4 separate regions of the Homo sapiens genome follow, and regions 2, 3 and 4 are each linked to region 1. The links are chromatin contacts, found by Hi-C or POLR2A ChIA-PET in ENCODE. All regions are on one chromosome and are shown on one strand. Each heading gives the region's core, a stretch centred on a gene start or an enhancer-like site at or near the end of the contact. The rest is flanking DNA. Distances are from core to core; before and after follow the strand shown. Region 1 holds the start of KAT5 (lysine acetyltransferase 5). Region 2 holds the start of CD248 (CD248 molecule). Region 3 holds the start of EHD1 (EH domain containing 1). Region 4 holds the start of SLC29A2 (solute carrier family 29 member 2).

Region 1 (6,648 bases), core at 1,557-4,056:
CCACTGCGCACGGCCTCTTTTTTTTCCTTCTGAGACACAGTCTTGTTCTGTTGCCCAGGCTGGAGTGCAGTGGCACGATCTTGGCTGACTGAGTAGCTGGGATTACAGGCGGATGCCACCGTGCCCAGCTAACTTTTGTATTTTTAGTAGAGACGGTGTTTTACCATGTTGGCCAGGCTGGTCTTGAACGCCTGACCTCAAGTTGTCCGCCTGCCTCGGTGTCAGAGTTGCATGAACCAGAGCAACTCTATCTTGAATAGAAGCTGGGTAAAATGAGGCCGAGACCTACTAGGCTGCATTCCCAGACGGTTAAGACATTCTAAGTCACAAGATAAGATAGGTCGGTACAAGATACAGGTCATAAAGACCTTGCTGATAAAACAGGTTGCAGTAAGAAAGCCAACTAAAACCCACCAAAACCAAGACGGCCACCAGAGTGACCTCTGGTTGTCCTCACTGCTGCACTCCTACCAGTGCCATGGCAACGGCAGGAAGTTACCGAATATGGTCTAAAAAGGGGAGGCATGAATAATCCGCCCCTTGCTTAGCAGATCATCAAGAAATAACCAGAAAAATGGGCAACCAGCATTGAGTTCCTTTACTTTCCTAACAAACTTGCTTTCACTTTATGGCCTCGCCCTCAATTCTTTTTTTTTTTTTTTGAGACGGAGTCTTGTTCTGTTCCCAGGCTGGAGTGCAGTGGCCTGATCTTGGCTCACTGCAACCTCCGCCTCCTGGGTTCAAGCAATTCTCCAGCCTCAGCCTCCCGAGTAGCTGGGATTACAGGCGCGCACCACCACGCCTGCCTAATTTTTGTATTTTTAGTAGAGATGGGGTTTCATCATGTTGGTCAGGCTGGTCTCGAACTCCTGACCTCAGGTTATCCACCTGCCTGGCCTCCCAAAGTGCTGGACTCGCCCTGAATTCTTTATTGCACGAGATCCAAGAACCCTCTCTTGGGGTCTGGATGGGGACCCCTTTCCTGTAACACTGGGATTATAGGCGTAAGCCACCATGTTCAGCCACCTTTGAGGCAGGAAAATAGGGTCTGGAGGCAGGGAACATATAAGGCTGATTCACACTTCAGTTATGACAGGAAATATCCTCTCCTTAGGGAGTACACCCTAAATGACTTTGTAACTTTACTTCATCCTCTTCATTTACATATGGCATATCCCAAATAACCAATGGAATCCTCCAAAGGGTATTTAAACTCCAACAAATTCTGTAACTGGGCCCTTGAGCACCTATGCTCAGCCGGCCCCAACACTGGAGTGTACTTTCATTTTCAATAAATCGTTCATTCCTTCCTTGCTTTGTGCATTTTGTCCAATTCTTTTTTTTTTTCTTTTTCTTTGAGACAGAGTCTTGCTCTGTCTGGAGTGCAGTGGCGCAATCTCGGCTCACTGCAAGCTCTGCCTCCCGGGTTCACGCCACTCTCCTGCCTCTGCCTCCCGAGTAGCTGGGACTACAGGCGCCTGCCACCACGCCCAGCTAATTTTTTGTATTTATTTTTAGTAGAGACAGGGTTTCACCGTGTTGGCCAGGATGGTCTCAATCTCCTGACCTCGTGATCCGCCCGCCTCGGCCTCCCAAAGTGCTGGGATTATAGGCGTGAGCCACCGCGCCCAGCCGTTTTGTCCCATTATTTTAGATGCCAAGAACCTGTACACCCTCCACCGGTGACACCTTCACAGTTTTGAGGAGTATTCATGGGGTATTTTGTAAAATGTTTCTCAATTGGGATTTGTCTGATGTTTTTCTCATGATTAGACTGGAGGCAGCTGGGATTACAGGTGTGAGCCACCATGCCCAGTCTCCAAACCCTGTTTACACAAAAATTTTAAAAAACTAGCCAGGCTTGGTGGTGCGCGCCTGTAGTCCCAGCTACTAGAGAGCCTGAGGTGGATCACTTGATCCCGGGAGGGGGAGGCTGCAGTGAGCGGAGATTGTGCCTCGCTGGCTGCACTCCAGCCCGGGCGAGAGAGCCAGACCTTGTCTCAAAAAAAAAAAAAAAAAAAAAAAAAGCCTAATATGGCTGAGGGCGGTGGCTCACGCCTGTAATCCCAGTACTTTGTGAGGCCGAGGCGGGCGGATCACGAGGTCAAGAGCTCTAGACCATCCTGGCCAACATGGTGAAACCCCGCCCGTACTAAAAATACAAAAATTAGTTGGGTACTCGGGAGGCTGAGGCAGGAGAATCGCTTGAACCCGGGAGGCGGGGGTTACAGGGAGCTGAGATCGCGCCACTGCACTCCAGCCTGGCGACAGAGCGAGACTCCGTCTCAAAAATAAATATATACAAATTAAAAAAGCCTAATATACAAAATAAAGCTAGGAATCTTCCCTGAGTCCTCTTGCCTACGGAATGAAGTCCACAGACTTGGGGGAGCGTTCGAACCCTTCTAAGGCCACTTCCTTTCTCCAGCCTCTCGCGCCCAGTTGACTCCCGGCAACACCTCCCGCCGCCACAAGGAGACGCCCGAGGACTTCCCTCCGACAAAGCCAAAAACGGTATTGCCACGTGACCCGCTCCGCATACACGTGACCAGCTTCGCACCCGGTGGGCGTCACGTGACGGACTCAGTAGACCGCCACTGGCTGTGCACGTTATGGGGTTTCCACCTAGGGCTCGGCCTGAGGCTTGTAACACTCCGTTTTCCCCCGAGTCACAGGGGCAGTCTTGCCCCTCGCAGCTGGGTCGCGGTGTCTCTCAAAGGTCCCCCTCTACAGGGGCTTCGTGAGGCCCGGGCCCACAGGGCGCTCGGTCCCGGAAGTGACGTCTCCCAGAGGGGCCGGAAGTGGCAGTGGAGGGAGGGAAGATGGCGGAGGTGGTGAGTCCGGTGCCCGGGGCGGGGCGGAGGGAGCCAGGGGAGGTGGGTAGAGCCCGAGGCCCCCCAGTAGCCGACCCTGGCGTCGCGCTGTCTCCCCAGGGGGAGATAATCGAGGGCTGCCGCCTACCCGTGCTGCGGCGGAACCAGGACAACGAAGATGAGTGGCGTGAGTGACGTTGGGGGGCGGGACTAAGGAACCTGAGGGCGAGGGGCGGGAGTCAACTGAAATCCCGGGATGGGGAGGGGCGTCTGGAATTATGGGGCGGGCGAGGCGCAGATACTTTGATGAAGGGGCGTGGCTCTTAGCTGCTCCGAGAGGTACAGGGCGGGGCCTGGAAAGGGGTGGCACTTGTGACTGAAGGAGGCTTAGGAGAGACCTAAGTGCTGGAGCTTAGGGATCCGGCCTGGGGGTGGAGTTCAGGTCGTGGAAGGGTGGAGTCTCATAGCCTGGCCTGTCTAAGGCCCCTGTCTATGCTATTCTCATAGCCCTGGCCGAGATCCTGAGCGTGAAGGACATCAGTGGCCGGAAGCTTTTCTACGTCCATTACATTGACTGTGAGTTCTGGGCCTGAGGTGGGGCATCAGGGTAGGGTTGGGGGACAGTCTTTGGCATTCTGTCCTGAGCCATCCCCACTGCTACAGTCAACAAACGTCTGGATGAATGGGTGACGCATGAGCGGCTGGACCTAAAGAAGATCCAGTTCCCCAAGAAAGAGGCCAAGACCCCCACTAAGAACGGACTTCCTGGGTCCCGTCCTGGCTCTCCAGAGAGAGAGGTGGTGAGTAGGTCCCCCACTTCACCTTTTCTCTCCTGCCTCCTATTTCTCTTGTCTGTTGGCATTAGGAGCTCCTGGATGGGCAGGAGGCGGCTCCCTCTCACCCTGACTTCATCTTGCAAAGGATGGGGGCCAAATTGCACATGTAGCTCCCAGAGTCCAGTAGCTAGTCCTGTGTCCTTCAGAAGGCGAGGGTGGGGTTTGATAATTTTGAGGTGAGGGACCCCTCTTCCCCTTCCCCATCCCACTGCCATCCCCGCCCCAAAGGAAGACCCTGGACCTATCTCTACAGCCGGCCTCGGCGCAGGCCAGCGGGAAGACCTTGCCAATCCCGGTCCAGATCACACTCCGCTTCAACCTGCCCAAGGAGCGGGAGGCCATTCCCGGTGGCGAGCCTGACCAGCCGCTCTCCTCCAGCTCCTGCCTGCAGCCCAACCACCGCTCAACGGTACCCTCAGCAATTCCAGGGACCTTGCTTTCTTCTCAGGTCCCACCTTCTCTACCTTCTGACCCACCTTTGTTGGTTTCTCTCTGCAGAAACGGAAGGTGGAGGTGGTTTCACCAGCAACTCCAGTGCCCAGCGAGACAGCCCCGGCCTCGGTTTTTCCCCAGGTGAGTTCCCCAAACCATCTCTTGTTCTCTTCCTCTCTTCTACTCTCTGGTGGCTTTTTTCAGGCTCATTTCACAGCCATCCCTTCTTTTCCTACTATCTCGGCAGAATGGAGCCGCCCGTAGGGCAGTGGCAGCCCAGCCAGGACGGAAGCGAAAATCGAATTGTTTGGGCACTGATGAGGTGGGTCTGGGGAGCAGCAGAAGGGAACTGGGTGAAAAGGAAGGGATGCAGGCAGGGTGGAGAGTTATTTAGTGATGAGTTTAAAAATAAAGAAGGGGTGGTGGGCAGAGCTAGTGTTGGTGGGATTAGGAGACAGGCAGAACATTGTTCAAATGAGTCATTGGGGCCGGGCACCATGGCTCATACCTGTAATCCCAGCACTTTGGGAGTCCAACCAAGGCTGGTGGATCACCTGAGGTCAGGAGTTTGAGACCAGCCTGGCCAACATGGTGAAACCTTGTTTCTACTAGAAATACAAAAATTAGCCAGGCGTGGTGGCGGGTGCCTGTAATCCAGCTCGGAAAGCTGAGGCAGGAGAACTGCTTGAACCCCGGAGGTGGAGATTGCAGTGAGCCAAGATCGCGCTACTGCCCTCCAGCCTGGGCGACAGACTGAGACTCCATCTAAAAAATGGGGTCATTGGGTGATCTTTTCCACATCATCGATCCTTTAGGGTTTCAGGTTTTTTATCTGGAAATTGGGGATCATGGTACCTCCCCCTTAGGGTTGCTGTTAGGCTTGAAGGAAACCTGTCAAAGGGCTGTGAGCTGTGGTGTCCTGCTGAGCTGTCTCTTACAACCTGGTATTTTCCACTGGCCCTGGGCAGGACTCCCAGGACAGCTCTGATGGAATACCGTCAGCACCACGCATGACTGGCAGCCTGGTGTCTGATCGAAGCCACGACGACATCGTCACCCGGATGAAGAACATTGAGTGCATTGAGCTGGGCCGGCACCGCCTCAAGCCGTGGTACTTCTCCCCGTACCCACAGGAACTCACCACATTGCCTGTCCTCTACCTGTGCGAGTTCTGCCTCAAGTACGGCCGTAGTCTCAAGTGTCTTCAGCGTCATTTGGTATGAGGGGTCCAGGGAGGCTGCCTTCCCAGCACCCTCCACGTTGCCCTTGTTCCTGATCCTCCTCTCTTCCCCAGACCAAGTGTGACCTACGACATCCTCCAGGCAATGAGATTTACCGCAAGGGCACCATCTCCTTCTTTGAGATTGATGGACGTAAGAACAAGGTTAGTGCTTGAGAGGCAGTGAGGCGCTGGGGTGAATCAAATGACAGCTTCTTCTTGCTCAGGTAAACACTGACCAGTCAAGCCAGCAGATCAGTCCAGCCCATTTTTATTGAGTTCCTGCTGTCTGGCAGGTGCTGGTAGCCAGGAATGAGACAGTCTCTGTTCTCTGACAGCTTAGTCCATGGGAGAGACAGTCATACCAATGACCTCTAGCTCCCAGTGTCCTAAGTGTCATGAAACAGAGGGTAGGTTAGCAGGACCCAAAGGAGGTGGTCAGCAGAGCTTCATAGAGGGTTACCTTTCAGCCTTGGTGGATGACAAAGTGGCTGAGGGGATTTCTTGCAGTGGTGTTCTGAAGAGTAGGCATGGATGCACAAAGGTGGTCTTTGTGAAAGGCAGAGATCATTCTGGTTGGGAGGCAGAAAAGGGAGGATGAGGGAAGGCTCGTACATGGGACAGAGCTTAGGTGATGAAGATGCTGTGTTAACCACCATTTTGTAATTATTAATGTGGACCTGGGCATCCAAGTGGCAGTACCCAGCAGCAGGCGGTTAAAAAGCAATTCCTGGGCTGGGCACGGTGGCTCACACCTGTAATCCCAGCACTTTGGGAGGCTGAGGCGGGCGGATCACAAGGTCAGGAGATCGAGACCATCCTGGCTAACACGGTTAAACCCTGTCTCTACTAAAAAGTACAAAAAATTAGCTGGGCGTGGTGGCGGGTGCCTGTAATCCCAGCTACTCGGGAGGCTGAGGCAGGAGAATGGCGTGAACCCAGGAGGCAGAGTTTGCAGTGAGCCGAGATTGCACCACTGCATTCCAGCCTGGGAGACAGCAAGACTTCGTGTAAAAAAAATAAATAAATAAAAAGCAATTTCTGGCTGGGCACAGTGGCTCATACCTGTAACCCCAGCACTTTGGGAGGCCAAGGTGGGCCAATCACTTGAGCCCAGAATTTCGAGACCAGCCTGGGCAACATGGAGAAACCCCCAGGTACTCGGGAGGCTGAGTTGGGAGAATCACCTGAGCCTGGGAAGTCAAGGCTGCAGTGACCCACGATTGCATGATTGCACCACTGCACTCCAGCCTGGGTGACAGGAGTGAGACCCTGTGTCAAAAAAAAAAAAAAAAAACCCACAATGTCTGAAATGCAGGAGAAATCGTGTGCAGAAGTAAAGCAGCAG
Region 2 (7,464 bases), core at 4,481-6,980, 600 kb after region 1:
GTCAACTCCCTTCCTCCTCAAGGGTTGCTCCCTGTCTGTCCCACTAATGTTTGAAAAATATTTTACTGGGTTCCTAGCCCTGAACTTCAGCGTCTCCTGCCCTCCAGGCTGTTATTTTCAGAGGTAGAGATGAGAGCTGAGATAGGGTCTCCCTTGAGACACTGTCCCTAAAAACTACGACCTTCAGCTCCTAATTGAGGGCTTCCCCGCCCAAACCCACCCCTTCGCAACACAGCCCCCAGGGAAGGTGTCTAGCCTTTGGAGCACTAGGTGGGGGCGGGGGAAACCTGGTCCTAGGAATTCTAGGCCGCCAGATGAGAGGCGATGCTTTCGCCCTCCAGGCGAAAGGATTTGTCGGGGAGAGACAGCAAGAGTTCGACCAGCCAGCCACTTTAGAGATTGTCAGGGGCGCTCAGCTCATAGGGTGGCTCGAGGGCCAGTGCGAAGCTCCCTTAGGGACGAATTTCCACATACGACGAAAGGCATCTGCGAAAGGATGGGCTGTCCCGTGGGGGGAGTCGGCAGATATTTAAGTAACACTAACATTTAACGAATTAAGCAGCTATTTCTATTTACTGAGCAATTAGTACGCTTTGAGAGAGAGGCCCTACCGAGGCCTCGCGGTGGCTGTAAGTCCGTGGGGCCGAGGCCAGGTGGCGCCAAAGGCCCATCGACGCCATCTGCCCGGCTGTCCGGGCCCAGTCTCCGGGCTCGCCCAGAGAACCCGAAATCTGGACAAACGGAAACCGTAGGTGGAGGAAGAAGAGGGCTCCAGGGCCAGGTTCAAGGGCATCGTGGTGAGAGATGAGGGGTTCGGAGGACTGGTGGATCTGGGCATATCGCGAAGGTGGTAAGGGACCCAGGGGTGGAGTGGGCGGTGCTTGCGCCAAGAGGGTGAGCCTGAGTGTGGGCGGGGCGTGCGATAAGAGGCTCGCTCGGTAGCGCTCTTCGCAGAGCCGTATTTGTGCGCTACGCCGCAGCCAGGGCGCTCTGGGTGGGCGGGACTCCAGGGCCCCCAGGGGCGTGGCTTGCATCTTTCGTGGGCGGCCCCGGGGGCGGGGCTCCGTGTAGGTGAACCGCTACCTCCGCTCGATGTGTGAGGTGTGACAGTCCTACGAGGGCGCAGTTCTTCCACTTTTGTGAGCTTGAGAGGGGGCGGAGCTTGTAGCTGGGGACGGAGCCTGAAGAGGAGGTTGAGGGGAACTTCACACGTTTCCCTGGAGGGCGGAGTTTACATCATCCCCCAACAGAGTTAAGACCTCTGAGGGATTCCCTGCAGTGTCCAGGGCTCTGTGAGGCGAAGCTTGCAGTTGTGTTGGGCGGGGCCTGTAGCGCCGCGTGAAGAGAATGTGTAAACTCGGGGCGAAGTTCATACCTCCTAGAAGCCGAGACTAATAGTTCCGCCAATCTGCGCGCGCCGAGCGGAGGAGGTGGGGCTTGTAGGTTGTGGGCGGGGGACTGGGCGGGGCCAAGAGGGCAGGGGGCGGGCACAATCGCTGCTGGAATCTTTGAGTTGGCAGGGGCGGGGCTTGTGGCTTTGTGGGCGGGGCCTCTGGAGAGCTCCCGGGGGCTCTCTTCTGTTCTGCAGCGAGTAGGCGTGGCTCGTAGCTCCCAGGTCCGGGCTGATACCGCTGGAGTATGCAGTTCGCCGCCGCGCCCGAATGAGGCGGGGCCTGCGAGTAAGTGGGCTGAGCCCGGGCTGGGCGCAGGCCGGGGCTCTGCCCTGGGAGGCCGTCTGTTTAGGCCCGCACGCAGCTCCGCATCTGGTGCTCATTACCAGATGACAAAGAGCCGGCTCTGGGCCCCCTTCCCCACTCCCATCCCCCGCCTCCGACTGCAGTGTATTTAACTGTTTCCTGCCCTCGAGGCGCTCTAGATCCCTACCCGAGGTCACGGAGGGGACTCCAGACCATCCCGTCTCTGCAGGCCTTGTCGCTCCCCAGGCTTCCTCACCTCCTTCCCAGACTCAGCCGTCTGGGCCGCCTCGCAACCCTCATTGGCATCCAGCAAACCTGCCCGACGGCGTCTCCGAGGTTAAAGCTGTGCAGGATCTGGCGGGGACGTCTGGTTTGAGTTAGGGGAACGTGAGAGCGGGGACCGGGGGCGGTGCGTAGCGTTCCCTCCGCCCCCTCCGCGACCCCCTGGTTCATCCCCAGCTCCGGCCCCTCCTTTCCTGGTTCCCTGGGGCCCAGCTCAGCCTTCCAGCTCAGGTCCAGGCCCGAAGGGGGCGCTGGGCCACTCCTCCTCGCCTGCCCGGGTGGTCGTGGCGGCTCTGCCCCGTCCTAATTAGAGGCCCCCAAGAGGCTGTAACTGAAAAATTACAGAGGCGGTGGGAACTGGCGCCTCCCCTCCCCAGGTCTCACCCCCGCCCCCCAAGGCAGTGAGCACGAAATGAGGGAGGTCACTCCCACCAGGCTGTGATCTTTGACCAGGCCCTCCAGTTCCTGGGACACTTCAGTCCTGAGCAGCCGGAGCCCTCGCTCAAGCTCAGGTCTGCTGAGCTCTGTCTGTCCCCCACCACCCCCAGCCAACATGGACAAGAGCAACGTGCGGCCCTGGCAAAAGGAGGCCTTGCTCCTGCGGCTGTCCAAGCAGTTAGCATGGGATCTCTCCCAGGTTCCCGGCCTTTCCCATCCCAGCCTCCTCCCCGGAGCAAGCGGAGGAATGCCTCCAAGAGCACCCACAAACCAGGGGTTGGCAGTCCCCTTGAGTTACCCTGAGCCCCAGCCCCCAACTTCCGCGAAGCTTACAGGGATGGGAAGGGAAGTGTCTGAAGAAAGGAGCAACTCACCCACTAGACCCCTCCTTCACTCCTCTGAATCACCAGCCCCAGAGCCTACTTTGACCCCTAAACCCCAGTCCGGTTCAGCAGATGCCCTAATTCCACAACCGTCCCCCAGATTCAGCCCCACCTTCTTGGAGCTTTGGTAAAATAAGGAATAAATATGAAATTCTCCCCATGCCAAACCTCCCACTGCTGGGCTCAACTGTGTGACCTTGGGCAAGGCTCTGCCCTCTCTGGGCTCCTGCTTCCCTGAGAATCTCTGAGGCATACCCTCCCTTAAAGGGATCTTACCTTATCTCTTTGAGGACTCAGACAAACTGAAGGAAGATCCCCTCCTTTTTGCTGAGTCCTCCCAGAACCTCCCTTAAGCACCAGTGGGGGTCAGAAGCCTTGGGTAAGGTTGACACCCCATTTATTGGAGAAGACCCCAGCACCCGCCCCCTGAGGTCTTAAGGGCTTTGGTGTATCCTTGGTCACGAGCGCTGGGCCAGGAAGCAGAGTTCCTGAGAGCCAAGTCTAGTGGTTGAGAGAGGACCCTGGCTGGGCCTGGGGAGCAGGAAGCCATCTGTCCAGCTGGGCAGCCCCCATGGGTCCCTGGTGCAGCCCCGGCCATGTGTCCAGCGCCCCATACTCCATGAGGGGGGTCTGCACCCCATCACACGCTGGTTCTGCAGGTCTGCACCCCTGTGAGGCTGCCCCTGGGGGGCATGGGTTCTGTTGGGCTCTTGCTCCCAGCATGGATGACCCAGCGATAGCAGTCAGTGATGCGCTTGTTGGGTGCATGGGGGCCACAGCGGGTGCAGTACACGATGCCCAGTGCAAGCAGGACCACCAAAAAGACACACGTTGGCACCAGGAGTGCCACCAGCAGCCACCGGTCATCCCTCTGGCTGTGCTCGGCAAGACCAGCCTCCCCCAGGGCTGTTGGGGCTGCTGTGGGAGCTGGTGAGGGCAGCCACAGGGCCAACTTGGGACTGGGGCCATCTTCCCTTGGGATTTGGGGGGCTTTGGAATGGGGATGTGTAGGGCTGATGGGTGAGGTCTGGTTAGTGGGGCTCTGAGAGGGCAGGAGGGTGGGGAGGGCTGCGGGCTGGGTGGCAGCAGGCACAGAGATTTGATGGGCAGGAGACACAGGGGACCTGGAGGTGGTGGTCAGAGAGGGCTGGGCAGTTGGGATAATGGGAAGCTGGGTGGCCTGGGTTCTGAGGACAAGGGCATCTGGGGCTTGAGGGGGTAGCTGGGCACCGAGGGTGGTGACCAGAGGGGCATGGTTAGGTGGGATTCCAGGCAAATGAGTGGTGGTCTGGGTGCCAGCGACCCGGGTGTCTGGAAACATGGGGGACTGGTGGGCAGGGAAGAGCTCCGGATATTTGGTTGAGATCATAGGGGGCTGGTGGGCAGGAGGCTGTGCTGAATGAGAGACAGAGAGAATACCGGGTTGGTAGGCAGAAGGCAGATCTGGATAGTTGGCTGCGATCACGGGGATCTGGTGGTCACGGGACAAAGCTGGGTGTGTGGCAGGGATCACAGGAGGCTGGTGGGCAGAAGGCAGTGTGGGATGCGTGGCAGAGACCACCACAGGCCGGGTGACGGAGAGCACTGAGGAGTGGTAGGGGACCCTGGGGGCACTGAGCGGGGGTGGCCAGGTGGGCTCCGGGTAGGGTATCTGTGGCTCTCTGTCCTCTGGGAAGCTCGGTCTATAGGCCAGGGCAAAGTCAGGCGGCTGCGTAGGCTCCATCCACAGGATCCCAGGCATCTCCGTCCAGCCACCGTTGAAGGCCTTCCAGGCCTCGTCTTCATCTTCCTCATCCTCCCCGTCATCCAGCAACTCATCTCCGAGGTCCTGGGAAGCCTGGGCACCCATGGCCCCTGCAGGGCTGCAGCTGATGCCATCAGCCTCCAGCTCATGTCCCTCGCTACAATAACACTCGAAGCCACCAACGTAGTTGACACACATCTGCTGGCACACACCGGCAATCTGGCACTCATCTGTGTCCACACAGCGGTGCGGATCATCCTCCGCTGGCCGGAAACCCAGGCGACAGTGGCAGCTGTAGCCTTGTGGCCCACCGGGCTCACACTGCTGCTCGCACGGAGCCTGGGCACAGGGGTCCTCGCAACTGCGCCCGTCTGCTGCCAGCCGGAAGCCCTCAGTGCAGCGGCAGGACACGTGACCATCCACCTCCTCCACACATTCGTGTTCGCAGCCCCCGTTGTCAGGGCTGCAGCCAGTCCCCAGGCACAGGGGCCCAGCCCGTGACCAGCCCACACCTCCCTCAGGCTGCTTCACGCAGAGCAGAGAGGCTCCCCTGCCAGCCTGGCACTGCACAGCGGCCACAGAGCCGAAGGGCAGCCACTCAAACTCTGTGGAGACCAGGTGGAAGGGCGTGGTATACACGGCTGGGCCGGCCTGGCCCGCCTCATCTTGCAGCGCCGGGCAGGCGCCCTCGAAGCCAAACTGGCACAGGTAGCCGTCGACAGCCAGCGTGCACGAGCCCTCCAGCCAGCGGTGCTCGCCACTTGCCTCCAGGGCCACACAGCGCTGGGCCGGGCAGGGGCCTCCAGAGGCTGGCTGGGCCCAGTTGGTGAAAGCCGTGTCCTGGTCCCCTGTGGTCCACGTGAAGCCGCGCAGTGGGCGCTGCAGCTGGCATTGCCGGGCCTGCCGCTGCAGCCCGATCCACAGCAGCCGGCTGGCTGGGCCCGCACCCACCAGGCTGTCCACACGCTGGGCCTCCTCGGGGGTCCGAGGAGTGGCCAGGTCGCCCCCCAGCTCGCGGCAGGCCCGCCAGGCCTCCAGGAAGGTGCGGCGCCGTGGGAAGAGAGCGTAGCAGCTGCTGGGGCCGCAGGCGGCACGGGGCTCAGCAGCCCAGGGGTCCTGGCCCAGTGTGGGCCCTGCGGCCGCCCAGGCCAGCAACAGGCGCAGCAGCATCGCGATGCCCCCGGACTGGTCCGGCCCCGGGCTGGCGGCAGCTCTTGACAGGGGGAGGGCCTGGGGCCTCCTGCGGGCGGGCCGGGGGCGGGCCTGGGGCCGGGCTCAGGCCTTGTAAGGAGTGGGCTGGGGCGGCTGCCAGCTCCCTGCTCCCTCTTCCCCGGGGGCCGCTAGAGCAGGAAGCAGTGGGGTGGGGGGCTCTAAGGTTGGGGGCGGAGGAGGGGAGAAGGCGCAGTTGACGGCTGCCCCAGGCCCCATGGGGCTGAGAGTCAGGGGGTGGGAAAAGCCTGCCTGCCGAGCTCTGTGACCCTCAAGTTGGGGCTCGGGGCTGTGGGGTGAGGTCGCTTCCCAGAGACTCAGAGACCCAAATCTGGACACAGCAGCCCCATCACACCCGGGAGCAGTCTCAGCCCAGCTGCTCGCCATGCACGGGAACACCCTCATGCCCACTCCTTTCTTGCCCCACAGACGCGCGCATGCGCCTCCCCCACCCCCAACCCCATGCAAGAGTGCACTCTCTGCCAAGCTGTTTGTCCCTTCACCTCACCGTGGACCTATGCTGGCTTGCAGATGACTCCCTTGCCACACGTACACACATTCTGACATGCTGAGACCCTAGGTGCACATACAAAAATGGTGTGGCATTCTACATGGCCTGACATATGAAGACCTCCGATTCGGCCTGAATGGAAACAGCTTGGTCACCCAGGCACAGGCATCCTCAGCCTCTCATTTATTTACTGAGCCCCTGCGTCAGCCTCTCCCCCTATACTCAAGCTTTCTGGTTCCAGCTGGGCCAGCGTGTGGGGGTGTTGGGGGAGTGAGGGGGCCAGGGGCTGCCCTCCCCTCACCCCAGCTCAGCCTGGGGCCCTGGGAACCTGGGCTTAGAGGGGGAGGAGGCAGCCCCTAAACAGGAAATGCCTCTCTGGGCTCCTGCGTCAGGAAGGCAGGGTGCGTGGTTTAGGGGGCTGGGTGGGGGCTGGGCTGCACGCAGGATGTGGAAGGCTGTGAGGGGACCCATGCAAGGCCATGTATGGGCATGGGGCACACAGTGACATATATGTGTATATGTGACACAGGCATCACGTGTGTGGAGCCCTCCCTGCCCCCGGGGCCTGCTGTTTCGGCCTGGCCAGGGTCCTCTTCCCGCCCTTCCTGGAGGCCTCTGGAGGCATGTGCACTGAGCCCATCATCCAGGATGGCCTCTGGGGAGCTGGCTGGCGGATTAACCCATGCACACCCGCTGCACTCTTAGCAGAAGTTAGAAACAGTGTGGGGAGGTGGGGGAGAGGTTCCGCCCTTCAGTAAACTGCCCTGATGCAGCTTCCCCCTCTGCCACAGATGGATCGACTTTGTGACTGCAGGGGAGTCACTGGCCCTCTCTGGGTCTCCTTTTTTCTCAGTTGCAACATGAGGGCAATGAGTCCAGGATTTTTAGCTCAGCAGGGCTGAGATATTGCGTCACAGCGCTCAGTGTTTGCAAATGTGCTTTGTCAGCTGTGGAGCCTGAAGCAAATGTTCCTGTCTTCTGAGCATATGTGGTGGGTGGAGACCAGGGTGCGTTTTTGCAAACCACCTTACAGTGCCTAGGCTGGCCCTGCAGACCCAGCCAGCCCCTCGAGAACCAGGGCTTAGGAAGTTCTTGCCATATGCCTGGAAGTTCCTTCTTACAAGGTCTATACATGTGAAGCACACAGAATGACTCCCCTTCTCAGGAGACAAAAGTCAAGATGGAGGAGTTCATCCTTCT
Region 3 (6,591 bases), core at 1,030-3,529, 830 kb before region 1:
ACTACACATCCTGGCACAGCTCTGGGCCTCAGCGTGGGCTGATAGGGCCCTTTCGGCAGGGCCATCAGTGATCAGGGATCCTCTGGAGATGAGGTGGCAGCAAGAAGGAAATAAACGTGTGCCACCTCTCAGATCCTGTGGCACCAATGTCATCAAAGCACCGGTCTCGGACAAAGCAATCTCGAATTGCTCTTTTTCGGGTAGAAGCAGCAGAAAGCAGTAACTGGCTGTGCAAAAGCCAGGCAGTCAGTGCTGGCTGACCTAATGGGTGACTTCCACACATCAGCCAGACCCTCTGAACCTCGGTTTCCTGAACCAGTCAGGTGGGGGCTGCCAAGATGATGTCTAAGATCCTTCCAGCTCTGAAACTCTAGGCTTCCAAATTCAGAAAACTGGTCCTGTGCCATGTCTCTCCTTTCAAAAAAGGTGTGCCCTCACAAGGAAAGTGAAGAGGACTCCGCCTCTTCAGGACCCTTAGCCCAAAGGGCTGCACTCAACCTGGCCTTGACAGACAAACATCAACAGCCGTAAAACAGGAGGGCGGGCTGAAATGCCTGGAAGTGAACAGACCCTGCTGAAGGTCAGCTCTGTGCCTGGAGTAGGCCTGGCCACCAGCTTGGCTCTAGGGCAAGCTGCCCTGCACAGCTGGATGGCGTCTGGAAAGGAATGTGACCGTGCAGGGCGGGGACCTGGAAGGCAGGATTCAAAGATTCCTTCAGAGGCTCTTCGCTGGTGCAGAATTATGAAAGGCATGTGGAGTCCGTGAACGTGGGGTGGCAGGGAGGACAGGGTCTGTGAAGTACTTTGGTATGTCGCCTGGGGGTTGGGACGGGCATGTCTCGAGTTTCTCTGGAGAAAAGTGAGCTTGGGCATTGCACTCCTTGAGGGGCGGGAGCACTGTGTTTCATTCACAGCACTGAGACAGGCAGAGTCCTGGAGCTCACTCTCCTCGCGTGCAGAGGCCACTTAACTGGAAAAGTGAGGTCCAAGTGGGTGAAGGAACCTCAGATTCTGTCCCTCAGTGCACAGAAGGGCTTAGGGCCAGAATCTCATTGCAGGGCTCCCACTGCCACCACCTCATCCTGCTTCCTGAAACCCCTCAGGGCAGCACTGACCTCTTGAGAGCTGCCATTGGGAGAAGTGTTCGAACCTCAACTGTCCCCTGCCTCCAAGGGGCTGCCCCAAAGTCAGCAAGCCACAGCCGATCCTCCTCCTCCCTCCTACACAAAACCACCGTCCCAGGGGAGGCAGAGCAGACCCACACCGCACCAGAGAAGGGAATGGCTAAAAGTTTCATTGTGTTTTGCTATTGACACTTAAGAAGACAGGGAGGGGAGGGTTGATTTCCGTGAATTAGGTGCATCCAGCCTGCGGGACGGAGGTGGAGACCAAGAAAAGGAGCGCAGGAATGGCTCAGCTTCCTACTGCGGCCCTGCTGCTGAGGGGAGTGGGGCTGGGATCTGCAGGAGGGCTTGGTGGTTACCCTGGAAGATTCTGGGGAGGACAGAAGCTGGGGGAGCCGACAACGCCCACTCTTAGACCCCCAGTGGGTTTACTCTGGGAAGGGGCAGGGCCCTTGGACCAGGGAGTGGTCACTGAGGGTCTCACTGGGGCCTCGGAGACAAAGGACGGCGGGGCGACAGCCACGGGAGGGTCAGGCTCCGAGTGAGGGGTGTGCCCCGGACGCGCCCCCCGCCCCCTGGAGTGATGGGTGGGTACCTGTTGAGGAAAGCGTTGCCAAACGCGTTGAGCTTGCGGAAGGGGCGCCGCGGGTCCACCACGAGCGCGTTGCCCGGCACCACGCCCTCAGTGGGGCCGTGCATGACGGCGATGAAGGAGTCGGTGGTGGGCTCGGGCCCGATGCGCATCCCCGGGAAGTCCTGCTCGATCAGGTGTCGGATGAAGGTGGTCTTGCCCGTGCTGTACTGCCCCACGAGGAGCACCATAGGCTTGTTGTCGAAGTCAGCGTCCTCCAGCGCGGGCGAGTGGAACTCGTGGAAGCGGTAGTGCTCCTCCAGGGGTAGCAGCTTCTGCGCGTACAGCTGCCGCAGCCCCTCAGCCACCGTCTGGAAGAGCTCCGGCTCCTTCTTGCGGCGGGCATCCTTGCTGACCCAGCTGAACATACTGCCGGACACGGGGCTGGCTGCTGCGGGGCAGAGCGGCGGCTGAGAGCGGGGCGAGGGTGCGGAGCCGAGGCGGGGCCGGCCGGGGCAGGGAATCGGGAGCGACCCACACTGCGCAGGCGCACAGCCCAGCCCGTCGAAGCGCCCTCTGCCGAATGCTGCGCACCCCTCGCGGAGCGGCCTTTATAGGGTCGGTCCCTCAGTGGCGGCTAGCGCCGCCGCGGCGGGGGCAGGGCGGAATTGGGGGCGGTAGGGAGGAGCCCCTCCCAGCCCCGCCCCTCCGACTGGTGCCACGTCTTCCCCTACCCCGCCCCCATTGGCTGATTCCAAATCTCGCGAGGCTGTGGTCCGGGTGCCGTGGCAACCGCACCTGTTTCGCCCCGCCCCTCGTAGGGAGGCTCGCGAAAGTGCTGCGGTTAGGAAGGCGAGGAGCGGGCGTTCGGCGGAGACGGCCTCTGGGCCGCGCGCCTTCCGGCACCGTGGCCCCCCCACACCCCCGCGGGATGGCTCCACGAGACACCCAGTCAGGCACCCTGGTTCCCTGACTACGCGCCGCGCCCGCCGTTCGCCACGTGCGGTCCTCCAGCTGGCTCGGAATCCCCGGAAGCATCGGAGTACCCCCAGGCGGCGGCACCTCCTCCTCTCAGCCCAGCTTCCCAGACACACACTGTCTTTGTCCCCTCATCTTTTATCTGCTTTGGGAGAGGGAGAGACAGGAAAGTGGTAGCAGAGCAAGCTGAGGGAGTAGAGAATCCGGGGCGGGCTGGTGACTGGGGAAAGAAAAATGGGCAGCGAGAGGCCTGACCTCCCCTCAGGCCGACGGGGTGGGAATGGGAGAGGGACGCAAGCGAGGGAGGACATGGGTGACACCGGACTCGCGCGGGAGAAGAGAAGGCTTCCCCACAAAGGCTATAGCTGGGGCAAGGCAGGGAGGGCATGAGGAGGAAGTTGAGGCTCTCTGGCCACTTGCGTATTGGGAAGTGAAATCGGAAATTCCCTATGTGGGGAAGAGGGGAAGTGTGGGGGCAACAATGAAATCTTGTGGGAATTTAGGGGGAAGTTTAAAAACCCAAATACTTCCACTTTCCTCTCGGGGTCACCACCATTTACCATCATTTACTGGGATCTGTGCCCTACCTCCCCTTACCAGTTCCTGGCTGTTCCATGGGGCTCACTCCCCCGCCATCCTCCCCGGCCACACACAGACCCCTTTGGCTGTCCAGGCTGGTGAGAATCTTCAGTGGGTGATGTCAGAGCTTTGGGGACTGATTGTTATGTAACCAGTATCAAGACACCAACCTGTGGTAGCAGGACCCTGGGGGCTCTTAAAGAGATCTGAATTGAACCTGCGACTTTGAAAGCCTCAGGTCCAACTTCCTCGCTTCTGGGAGATGTGGAAGCCTGGAGGGCTAGGGGCCTGTATCAGGGGATAACTTGGGCTGGTAGGCTAAGAGGAAGAGGCAGGAACTCAAATCTGAGAACGGGGGATATCTCAGGGGAACTGAGTGGTGGAATCTAGAGAGGACACGATGGGAGGTTTGTTCGCCTACCGCTTGTAAGATCCCTTCCGAGGGAATAGATAGTTCCCTTGCCCTCCCCTCTTGCTCCCTAACCATTGGAGAGCGGATAAGTAATTCCAACCCTGCCTGCAATCTTACGCCCCTTAGTGCTTTGATTTGATTCTTTTCATCATAGTAAAGCACACAAGCTACTGCCCCCCCCCTTTTTTTTTTTTTTTTTTTTTTTTGGTGTTATTCTCAAAAGAAGATACTGAGGCTCCTAGGCAGAGCTGTCACCAGAGGCTGCATGCCAATTGGTGACGAGGAGCCTCCGGCGGGCCTAGTCCAGACTTCCCGGGTCAGCCTTAGAAGCCACAGTGTTTGCCTCCTACTCAGCACTGTTAGGGATCCACCCCGGAGATGCAGTTTCTGGGTTGATCTAGGGAAGGGCCCAGGGCTGAGGATCCTGAATGAAGTAGTTGTTCAGTCGTCTCAATGAGGCTGCTCCAAACTGGCGCCCCGGCAGCATTCTCATTGACGCGCCATGGTTTTCAAATCTCCCCAGAGCCCTGTGTGCTGGGAAAACCCAGCCCTAGAAAACTGAAAACAACAAAATGTTCCTGGGTTATTTATAAACAAAACCCAGACCCTGTCGTTATGTATGGCCACTTGACTTTCTCCAAAGATCTTAAAGGACTGAAAGAAGGGATCTCTGTCACCCTGGTGAGGCCCACGTGACCAGCAATTAGTTTCCCCCAATTTCATGGAGTTGGCACCCAGCTTCCAGGCAGCTTCCTTATCTTGTCATGCCCCACACCGAAAATGTCCTAATTTTTTTTTCTTTTGTGTTTTCTGAGTAGGGCAGTTTGTTTGGTGGGAAAGTTGTATAAAATGTGAATGCACCCTTTCACTTTTGGTTTCTCCGCTGTTTCACTTTCTGCCTGTCTGCCTGAGCCCATGGCAGATTGATGGAGGGTTCAAGTATTTTTCTTTTATCTCAGAAACTGTGCCATCCCCCACTCCCAGTGTTTTATTCTTCAGTTAATAAATCCATTCCCTGCAAACCCAGGGCCTTGAGGTACCCCCTAGCTCTCCTCAGAAACGCCCTCATCCAGCAGAAAGGGGCCTCACCTCCCCTCTAAGTGGTCTGCTTGGTCCTGTCATGGCCTGATCTAGGAAAACATCTACAAGGTCCCTAGAGACAACTTAAAAAAAAAAGGCCAGGTGCAGTAGCTCATGTCTGTAATCCCAGCACTTTGGGAGGCCGATGCAAGCAGATCACCTGAGATCAAGACCACCCTGGCCAATATCACAAAACCCCGTCTCTACTAAAAATACAAAAATTAGCCAGGTATGGTGGCGTGTGCCTGTAATCCCAGCTACTGAGGAGGCTGAGGCAGGAGAATCGCTTGAACCCGTGAGGTGGAGGTTGCAGTGAGCCAAGATCGCACCACTGCATTCTAACCTGGGCAACAGAAGGAGACTCCATCTCAAAAAAAAAAAAAAAAAGAGAGGTGCCTTTTCCGCTTGCGGTGCCGTGCAGTGAGGAGCTCTTATCTGTGCTCTTGGCTATGCCATCCAAGGGCCAGCTGCAGTCCGTGCAATCCACTGCAAACATGGCAGTGGCCTCATCAAGGTGAATGGATGGCCCCTGGAGATGATGGAGCCGAGCGCTGCAATTCAAGCTGCTGGAACTAGTTCCTAGTTCTGCCTCTGGGCAAGGAGCAATTTGCTGACATGCACACGCATGTTTGTGTGAAGGGTGGTGGTCATGTGACCCAGATTTATGCTATCAACATCAGTCCATCTCCAAAGCCTTAGTGGCCTATTACCGGAAATAAATGGATGAGGCTTCCAAAAGGACCAGAGGCATCCTCATCCAGCATGACTGGACCCTGTCAGTAGCTGACCCCCGTTGCTGCAAATCCAAAAACGTTGGAGGCCCTGGTACCTATGCTTGCTACCAGAAATCGTACCAATAAGCCCATCACAGGGACCAGGATTCACCTATATAATAAACTATGTTTGAGAGTGTTTTTTTTTTTTTGAGACAGAGTCTCACTCTGTGTCACCCAAGCTGGAGTGCAATGGTGCGATCTCAGCTCACTGCAACCTCCACCTCCTGGGTTCAAGTGATTATCCTGCCTTAGCCTCCCAAGTAGGTGGGATTACAGGCGCCTGCCACCATGCCTGGCTAATTTTTTGTATTTTTAGTAGAGACTACTAAAAATACATGTTGGTCAGGCTGGTCTCGAACCCCTGACCTCAAGTAATACACCCACCTCAGCCTCCCAAAATGCTGGGATTACAGGCATGAGCCACCGCACCCAGTCGATATTTTTTTTTTAAGGAGTTTTTCTCCAAATATGGCAGAAAAATCGAGCTGAGAAAAACCAAAACATAGGTTTCTCCCTGGGATGAGGAGTGGTTCATTCTTTCCACTGACAGAGTTTGCATATCAGCACAGATTTTTGTTCTCACAGTCATGAGATTTGGGCAACAAATCAGTTTTCCCGACACAAGGTGAGGAACTGAGGAGGACTGTTCTTTTGAATGCCGGGTCTCCCACACTGGCAAGAAGAGTGTCCTCTCCACACCATGAGGCCTTTCTCTTGCAGCAGCTGTGGCCCTTGGGTGATGGCTCTGGGGAGATTGCTGGGCCCCAGAGGGCTCTGAAGGCATCTGGCAGCCAGAACATGGCCCAATTTGGAGGTGACCGTGTCAGAATCTTAGCTGCTTTCAAATTCCAGTGAGAAAGAGCCTGAGGCCCGGGATGTCCAGTGACTGCTCGAAGTAGCCCAGACTGAATGAGAATCTGGGCCTTCGGAGTCTTTTTTTTTTGAGAGGGAGTCTCCCTCTGTTGCCCAGGCTGGAGTGCAGTGGCGTGATCTTGGCTCACTGCAACCTCCACCTCCCGGGTTCAAGTGATTCTCCTGCCTCAGCCTCCCGAGTAGCTGGGACTACAGGCG
Region 4 (6,610 bases), core at 1,598-4,097, 660 kb after region 1:
CCCCTCCCTGTGGGCCTCAGTTTCTTCACCAGGGATATGAGCGACCATGATGCTGTCTGCCCTTCTCGGATATGCTGGGCCCTTTCAATGATGAGGCCAGGCTGAAGCCCTGCATAGGCTGGCTGGAGAGGGGGTGGAGGTGCTCACAGTTGATGAAGCAGACGGAGGCCATGGTGATGGAGAAGAAGGGTCCGGGGCTCATGTCCACCTTGACCAGCGCTGCTGTCAGGGCAAAGAGCAGCAGTATGGCCAGCAGGCTGCCCAGAATGCGCACCGTCTCCGGGACGCTGCTCAGAAGCAGGCAGAGTGCATCAGTGGGGCCCAGGCCAGAGGGGGCTGGGGAAGGAGGCTCGACACCTGGGGCTGGGCAGTAGGGCTGGGGGGCAGGGGGCGCAGGGGAGGGCCTCAATGAAGCTGCCTCGGCAGAGGGCGCAGGAGCCAGGGCAGGCCTCTCACCACTGGTACAGGAAGGAGTTGAGGAGGGTGAAGAGCAGCAGGGGCAGCTGGGACAGCAGCGTCACCCAATTGTTGAAGTTGAAGGCATCCTCGGGACCCGTGTGGTTGGTGCTCAGGATCCTGGCTGTGCTGTTGCCGGCCCCGGCCAGTCGCGCCTGGAAGTACTGCCAGGTGGGGAGGTGGTGGAGGGTCAGCACCTCTCAGCCTTCCCCCGCTGCCTTCCCCCTCACTTGTGATTGCTTTCTAATGTCTGTGGGGACTTGTCTGCCTTGTCCTTGTTCTGTTCCCAGCAGCCGGCACACAGTCGGAGCTCCATGAATGTGTGCTGAGTTAAATGGCTGAAGTCTGGGACACAGCCTAAGCATTAAGAGCCCCCAGCAAGAGCCTCGATCCAGCCTTGGACGGCCCCTCCTCTTCAGTGCCCTGGTTCCAGCCCCCATCCCCACTCCTGCAGCAGCTGCTACATTCATTCATTCCACGGGTATTTATTGAGCGCCTACTGTCAGCCAGGCTTTGGCCTAGGTGCTGAACAACTGCATTCTCTCTAGAGCACATAGCCTGCCACTCCTCTGCTTAACCTCCTCACTCCTCAACACCCCGATTCATGCCTCCCTATTGCCTGCAGGGCAAAGCCCCAAATGGAACAGCTCTTCAGAATCAGATCCTAGTCTCCCTTTGTGCCCCATCTTCTGCTCCATCCTGCTAAGCTCCAGGCAGCCCTGGCTGTGGATCTCCCTCTAAACAGGCTGATCGTCTCTTGCCTGCCTGCCTTTGGCATGGCTGTCGCCTCGGCCTGGAATGCCCTACTGACCACACCCCTCCACATGCACTTTGCCTACCCTACTCCCAATTTACAAATCTCCTCTTCCATGAAGCAGAAGGAACTTTCTCCCTCCCCTGGGGACCCACTGCACTCTGCTGCAAGCCTGGAATGTCACGCATCATGTTACATTATTAATAGCTCTTTGGCCCCCTCTTGCTCTCAAGCCCAGGGGCTGATTCATCTCTGGGTTTCCAGGGCCCAGCACAGAGCCAGTACCCAAGAAGCATTTGCAAAGTTGTTGCAGTGAATACAGATGAATAACCCGGTCCCAAAGACAATGCAAACCCCACATTTCTGCCTTCCCTGAAGAGCCTCCCTGCTGTTTCCTCCTGTGTCCCCAGTGCCTGCTCCACAGTAGATGCACATTAAAAGTTTGTTGAATGAGGCTGGGCACGGTGGCTCACGCCTGTAATCCCAGCACTTTGGGAGGCCGAGGCGGGAGGATCACGAGGTCAGGAGATCGAGACCATCCTGGCTAACACGGTGAAACCCCGTCTCTACTAAAAATACAAAAAAAAATAGCCGCGCGTGGCGGCGGGCGCCTGTAGTCCCAGCTACTCGGGAGGGTGAGGCAGGAGAATGGCGTGAACCCGGGAGGCGGAGCTTGCAGTGAGCCGAGATGGCGCCACTGCACTCCAGCCTGGGCGAAAGAGCCAGACTCTGTCTCAAAAAAAAAAAAAAAAAAAAAGTTTGTTGAATGAATGAGTGAATGAATGAAATTCATGGTATTTCAAAGAAAATCAAACGTTCGATAACCGACTTTTGGGGTGACTGACTCAGGAATAACGACACACAGAGAGGGGTGGCAGCGCCTTTGCTCATTCCAGACCCTGTGGGCTGGTGGCCTTGCCCCTCTGAGATGTGGGCATTGCTGAAGTTCTACTTTCCTAGCCACGGGGGAAGCATTCCCCTCTCCGAGCTTCAGCCCATAATGAGCTCAACGAGGGGTCACAGGTGCGCGGTGAGGAAGCGCCCGCTAAGCTTCATCCAAAGGGCTGGAGGGAGGGGTGCTGGCTGTGGCCACGAGGCTGCCACGCCGCCAGGAGTCTCACCGGGATGGCGGTGATGAAGAAGTTCCAGGGAAGGAGGGTGCCCAGCCCCAGGATGAAGAAGCTGATCCCGACCAGGTGGTAGCTGTGGGGATCGGTGGGAAGGTCACCCCGAGGACGCACCCGCCTCCGCAGGCCCTCCCGCCTCCCAGGCCACCCCCTCCGGAGCGGACTACAACCCCGATCACCCCGGTTCCGGCGGCCGAGGGAGTCGGCTGATGGGAATTGTAGTTCGATCCGGTCTTCTCTGAGCCTCGGAGCGCCTTCAGGGAGCGGGTCTGCAACGCCCCCGGCCACTTGCAACGCACCCGGGCCCACTCACCTGTCCCGCGGGGCGTCTCCTCGCGCCATGGCCGCCGCGGCGGATGCGCCTGGGGTGAAAGGGGCAGAGAAGCCGCACCTGCACCTGCGCTGGGGCGGAGGGCCGCAGACCGGTGGGGCGGGGGGCGGGTCTCCCCAGATTCCGGTGCAGGGCGGCTGGAGTCGCACAGGTAGCCTCGGGCGGATTTCGGCGTGTCTCGCGCTCCGCAGGCTGGGACCTGGGCTCCGCCCCGAGGCGGGGACAGAGGGTCGCGCCACCCGTCTCTCCTTCCCCCACCCGCCTCAGGGACTCGACTCTGGCTCGGGCCCCGCCCCACCTAGGGGCCTGCGGAACCCGCCCGCTCCCCGCACAGCCCCTCCCCGCAGCCCCCCGTCCTCTCCGCGGGGGCGGGTCCCGGATCCCTGCGGCGGAGGGGAAGGCGGGGGTAGGGACGAGGTGTAACCTCACCTCCACCCCCCGCCGAGAGCTCTGTAGGGGCAGCACTGGTGCGGGGCTCTTCCCGCTTCGTCAGCTCCGAGGTGATGCCAGAGCCGCTCCTGCGACCCCTAAAGCTGGAACCCACCGGGGCGCCCCCTAACTAGGGAGCCGCTGCGGAGTCCCCGCCCAGAGCGTAACCCGAGCCGGGCCCGGGCGGGGGAACCAGAGCTGCCACAGGTCGCCCGCGATCCTGGCGGGCTTCGCCGCGCTGGGTCCCCGGGAGTGCCTGGAAAAAAACAGCATTACTTTCAACTCCCTACTCTTTTTCTGTTAAAAAAAAAAATTTGAAAAGACTATAAATCATTAATTTGCTCCTACTCTCATAATCTACGAATAGGTGTGGGTTCTCTGCAATCCCCGGGCGTATCGGGGACGCTGGAGAAGTGAGAGGCTCCAAAACACAAACTAGTTTTTTTGAGACTGAGTGTCGCTCTGTCGCCCAGGCGGAAGTGCAGTGGCGTGATCTTGGCTCACTGCAACCTCCCCCTCCCAGGCAGGTTCAAGCGATTCTGGTGCCTCAGCCTCAGGAGTAGCTGGGACTACAGGCGCATGCCACCACGTCCGGTTAATTTTTGTATTTTTAGTAGAAACGGGGCTTCACCAGCTCTACTGAAGAGGTGGCCAGTCTAGTCTCGAACTCATCTTTTGACCAGGCTGGTCTCGAACTCTTGACCTCAGGTGATCCGCCCGCATCGGCCTCCCAAAATGTTGCTATTACAGGCGTGAGCCACCACGCCCGGCCACAAACTATTTTCTTAAGCAATGACATTTTATAGCCATTCCCAGGTTGCTTATGTTTTTCCTCCAGCCGACTGAGAGTCTGTAGGGGCAGAGGCTGTGCTTATCTGGTCCATTGGTTTACTGGCAGCATCTAGCGCCGTTGAGTGATAAATGGGTGGTTGCAGTAAAATGCAGGTGATTTTAGGGAGAACAGAGACAGCATTAAATTACACCGAAAGAGAAAGTTATTCTTCCCATTTTCTTTCAAGCCTCTGAATATGTCAAGGGTGTTAACAGGTTGCTAACACTTCTTAATCTGCCTTCCCATCCCTTCCCCTCAGTTAGCCTCAGAGGGTCTGCTGACAATTTTATCAAAAGTTATTAACTTGTATTTTTCTTATATTTATTTTTATAGCAACTTTATTTTCAGGGCTACTCATACTGGTTTCCTATTTATGATTATGATATCAACTTTTCTTTGAAAAATCAATTTATTTATGGAAAATGAGTTATTTAAAGAAAAGCGAGGCCGCTGGTGCAGCACAGCTATGGCACAGGTTGTGAAGGAAGGACTTGAGAATGGAGGCTAGGGAGCACTGAATTTGTTGAGACAGTGAAGGGAGAGGATGAGGGCATTTCAGGGAGAGAACAGCCTGTCCCAAGACAAGGGACAAGAGAGTGCTGACACATTCTGGGACATACAAATAGATCCCTTTGGCTGGCATTGGTGGGAGGAGGGGACAGAGCCTCTACAACAGCCAGGCTGGTTATGGCAAGTCTGAGGGCTGATTAAGGAGTTCAGATTTCATTTCAAAGCACAGACGGTCAGCTGGAGCCGATTCCATCGTCCTTGTAATAAATATTTTGTTACTATCCTGCAATGAAACTCATATAAAACAAAACCTACCTATACACAATAACATTTGATGTCGAGATAATATCCTGATTTTACTGCAGATGAATCATAAGGGAAATTATTTAGTAATAACATGGTGTGTGTGAATGTGTTAATATTCATGGTACATGAAGCTGTCAAATGCTTGCCCTTCTTTCTAAAACTGCAGTGAATCCACGGCTACAAACTCACATGCGATACAGGCATGCAGTGAAACTGGCCACTCAGAGACCCACTAGTTTGCCAGGATTTTCTTTTCTTTTCTTACCTTTTTTTTTCTTTTCTTTTTCTCTTTTTTTTTCTTTTTTTTTTTTTTTTCAGACGGAGTCTCTCTCTGTTGCCCAGGCCAGAGTGCAGTGGCAGGATCTTGGCTCACTACAACCTCTGCCTCCTGGGCTCACACGATTCTCCTGCCTCAGCCTCCTGAGTAGCTGGGATTACAGGCGTGTGCCATGATGCCTGGCTAATTTTTGTATTTTTAGTAGAGACAGGATTTCGCCATGTTGGCCAGGCTGGTCTCGAGCTCCTGACCTCAGGTGATCTGCCCGTCTCAGCCTCCTAAAGTGCTGTAATTACAGGCATAAGCCACTAAACCCAGCCTCTTTTCTTTAAAAAAAAAAACAATTTTTTTTTTGAGACACAGTCTTGCTCTGTCACCTAGGCTAGAGTGCACTGGCGCAATCTCAGCTCACTGCAACCTCTGCCTCCCAGGTTCAAGTGATTCTCCTGCCTCAGCCTCCCCTAGTAGCTGGGATTACAGGCACAAGCCACTATGCCCGGCTAATTTTTGTATTTTTTAGTAAAGATGGGGTTTCACCATCTTGGCCATGCTAGTCTTGAACTCCTGACCTCGTGATCCACCCACCTCAGCCTCCTAAAGTGCTGGGATTACAGGCGTGAGCCACAGTGCCCGGCCTAAAAAAAAACTTTTTTCCTCATTTATGTTTTAAATTTTATTTTTATTTATTTTATTTTATTTTACTTATTATTATTATTTTTTAAGACAGAGTTTTGCTCTTATTGCCCAGGCTACAGTGCAGTGGTGCAATCTTGGCTCACTGCAAACTCCACCTTCCGGTTTCAAGCAATTCTCCTGCCTCAGCATCCCAAATTGCTGAGATTACAGGCGCCCACCACCACGCCCAGCTAATTTTTTTGTATTTTTAGTGGAGACAGGGTTTTACCATGTTGGTTAGGCTGATCTCGAACTGCTGACCTCGTGATCCACCTGCCTCGGCCTCCCAAAGTGCTGGGATTACAGGCGTGAGCCACCGCTCCTGGCCCTATTTATTTATTTTTTTGATACATAATAGATGTACATATTTTCAGGGTGTATGTGATAATTTAATCTATTCATATAATGTGTAAAGATCAAACTAGGACAACTGAGATGTCCATCACCTTAAATATTTGTCTTTTCTTTATGCTAGGATGTGATTTTCTTAAATGTGACCAAGTCCTGGTCAAGTTCCAAAGAAGTCAAAGGGCAGCTGTCCGTCAACACAGACAGTAGCTGTGTTACTGAAGAATGCTGTGTATATTCAAGCCTTGCAAATAATACATTTTGTCTAAATGTAAAAAGGATTTAGAGTCTAGGCTCAGAAAAATTATCAACATGGTTTTAAAAAATAAATAATAGATTTTATTTTTAGGTTGTACTTAATCTAATGTTAAACCTGTGTACTGAATTTCATTCAACATTGATGATGATGATGATGATGATGATGATGATGATGATGATTATTATTATTATTATTATTTGAGATGGAGTTTTGCTTTTGTTGCCCAGGCTGGAGTGCAATGGCGTGATCTCGGCTCACTGCAACCTCCACCTCCCAGGTTCAAGCGATTCTCCTGCCTCAGCCTCC

Evidence for each region. A loop is a pair of places that touch in the nucleus more often than their neighbours do. ChIA-PET counts read pairs that join two places held with the same protein, here RNA polymerase II (POLR2A). Pooled maps may share reads with other maps.
Region 2: a pooled map shows a loop between it and region 1 (2.8-fold over the local background). The contact joins the promoter of CD248 here to the promoter of KAT5 in region 1. A Hi-C loop is called at or near these places in 6 of 50 pooled maps. POLR2A ChIA-PET finds 5 or more read pairs at or near these places in 2 of 52 experiments (CD8-positive, alpha-beta T cell and activated B cell).
Region 3: a map of GM12878 shows a loop between it and region 1 (6-fold over the local background). The contact joins the promoter of EHD1 here to the promoter of KAT5 in region 1. A Hi-C loop is called at or near these places in 1 of 168 maps with a recorded cell type or tissue (GM12878) and 3 of 50 pooled maps. POLR2A ChIA-PET finds 5 or more read pairs at or near these places in 2 of 52 experiments (A673 and MCF 10A).
Region 4: a loop to region 1 is called in a map with no recorded cell type, with 9 times the contacts of the local background. The contact joins the promoter of SLC29A2 here to the promoter of KAT5 in region 1. A Hi-C loop is called at or near these places in 1 of 37 single-sample maps with no recorded cell type and 2 of 50 pooled maps. POLR2A ChIA-PET finds 5 or more read pairs at or near these places in 3 of 52 experiments (HEK293T, PC-3 and activated CD4-positive, alpha-beta T cell).

Annotation. Positions count from the first base shown.
Region 1 is chr11:65,709,446-65,716,093 of GRCh38, forward strand. KAT5 (lysine acetyltransferase 5) reads left to right here and starts at 2,807. Exons shown (of 13, transcript NM_182710.3): 1 at 2,807-3,000; 2 at 3,321-3,389; 3 at 3,477-3,613; 4 at 3,903-4,058; 5 at 4,148-4,222; 6 at 4,329-4,403; 7 at 5,050-5,298; 8 at 5,376-5,465. The coding sequence starts at 2,823. RefSeq lists enhancers at 2,363-2,482, 2,513-2,822 and silencers at 2,853-3,042, 3,053-3,132.
Region 2 is chr11:66,311,314-66,318,777 of GRCh38, forward strand. It overlaps CD248 (CD248 molecule), which reads right to left and starts at 5,731. Exons shown (of 1, transcript NM_020404.3): 1 at 3,181-5,731. The coding sequence starts at 5,714. The coding sequence ends at 3,441. RefSeq lists silencers at 888-1,137, 5,660-5,929 and an enhancer at 4,480-5,176.
Region 3 is chr11:64,876,342-64,882,932 of GRCh38, forward strand. It overlaps EHD1 (EH domain containing 1), which reads right to left and starts at 2,280. Exons shown (of 5, transcript NM_006795.4): 1 at 1,720-2,280. The coding sequence starts at 2,123. MIR10392 (microRNA 10392) reads right to left here and starts at 2,268; the gene lies at 2,182-2,268. It also overlaps the pseudogene RPS16P6. RefSeq lists enhancers at 417-1,193, 857-956, 4,279-4,428, 4,599-4,648, 4,709-4,798 and silencers at 1,117-1,186, 2,037-2,086, 2,107-2,666.
Region 4 is chr11:66,368,913-66,375,522 of GRCh38, forward strand. SLC29A2 (solute carrier family 29 member 2) reads right to left here and starts at 2,848. Exons shown (of 12, transcript NM_001532.3): 1 at 2,651-2,848; 2 at 2,332-2,413; 3 at 457-620; 4 at 148-287. The coding sequence starts at 2,679. RefSeq lists a silencer at 2,544-3,303.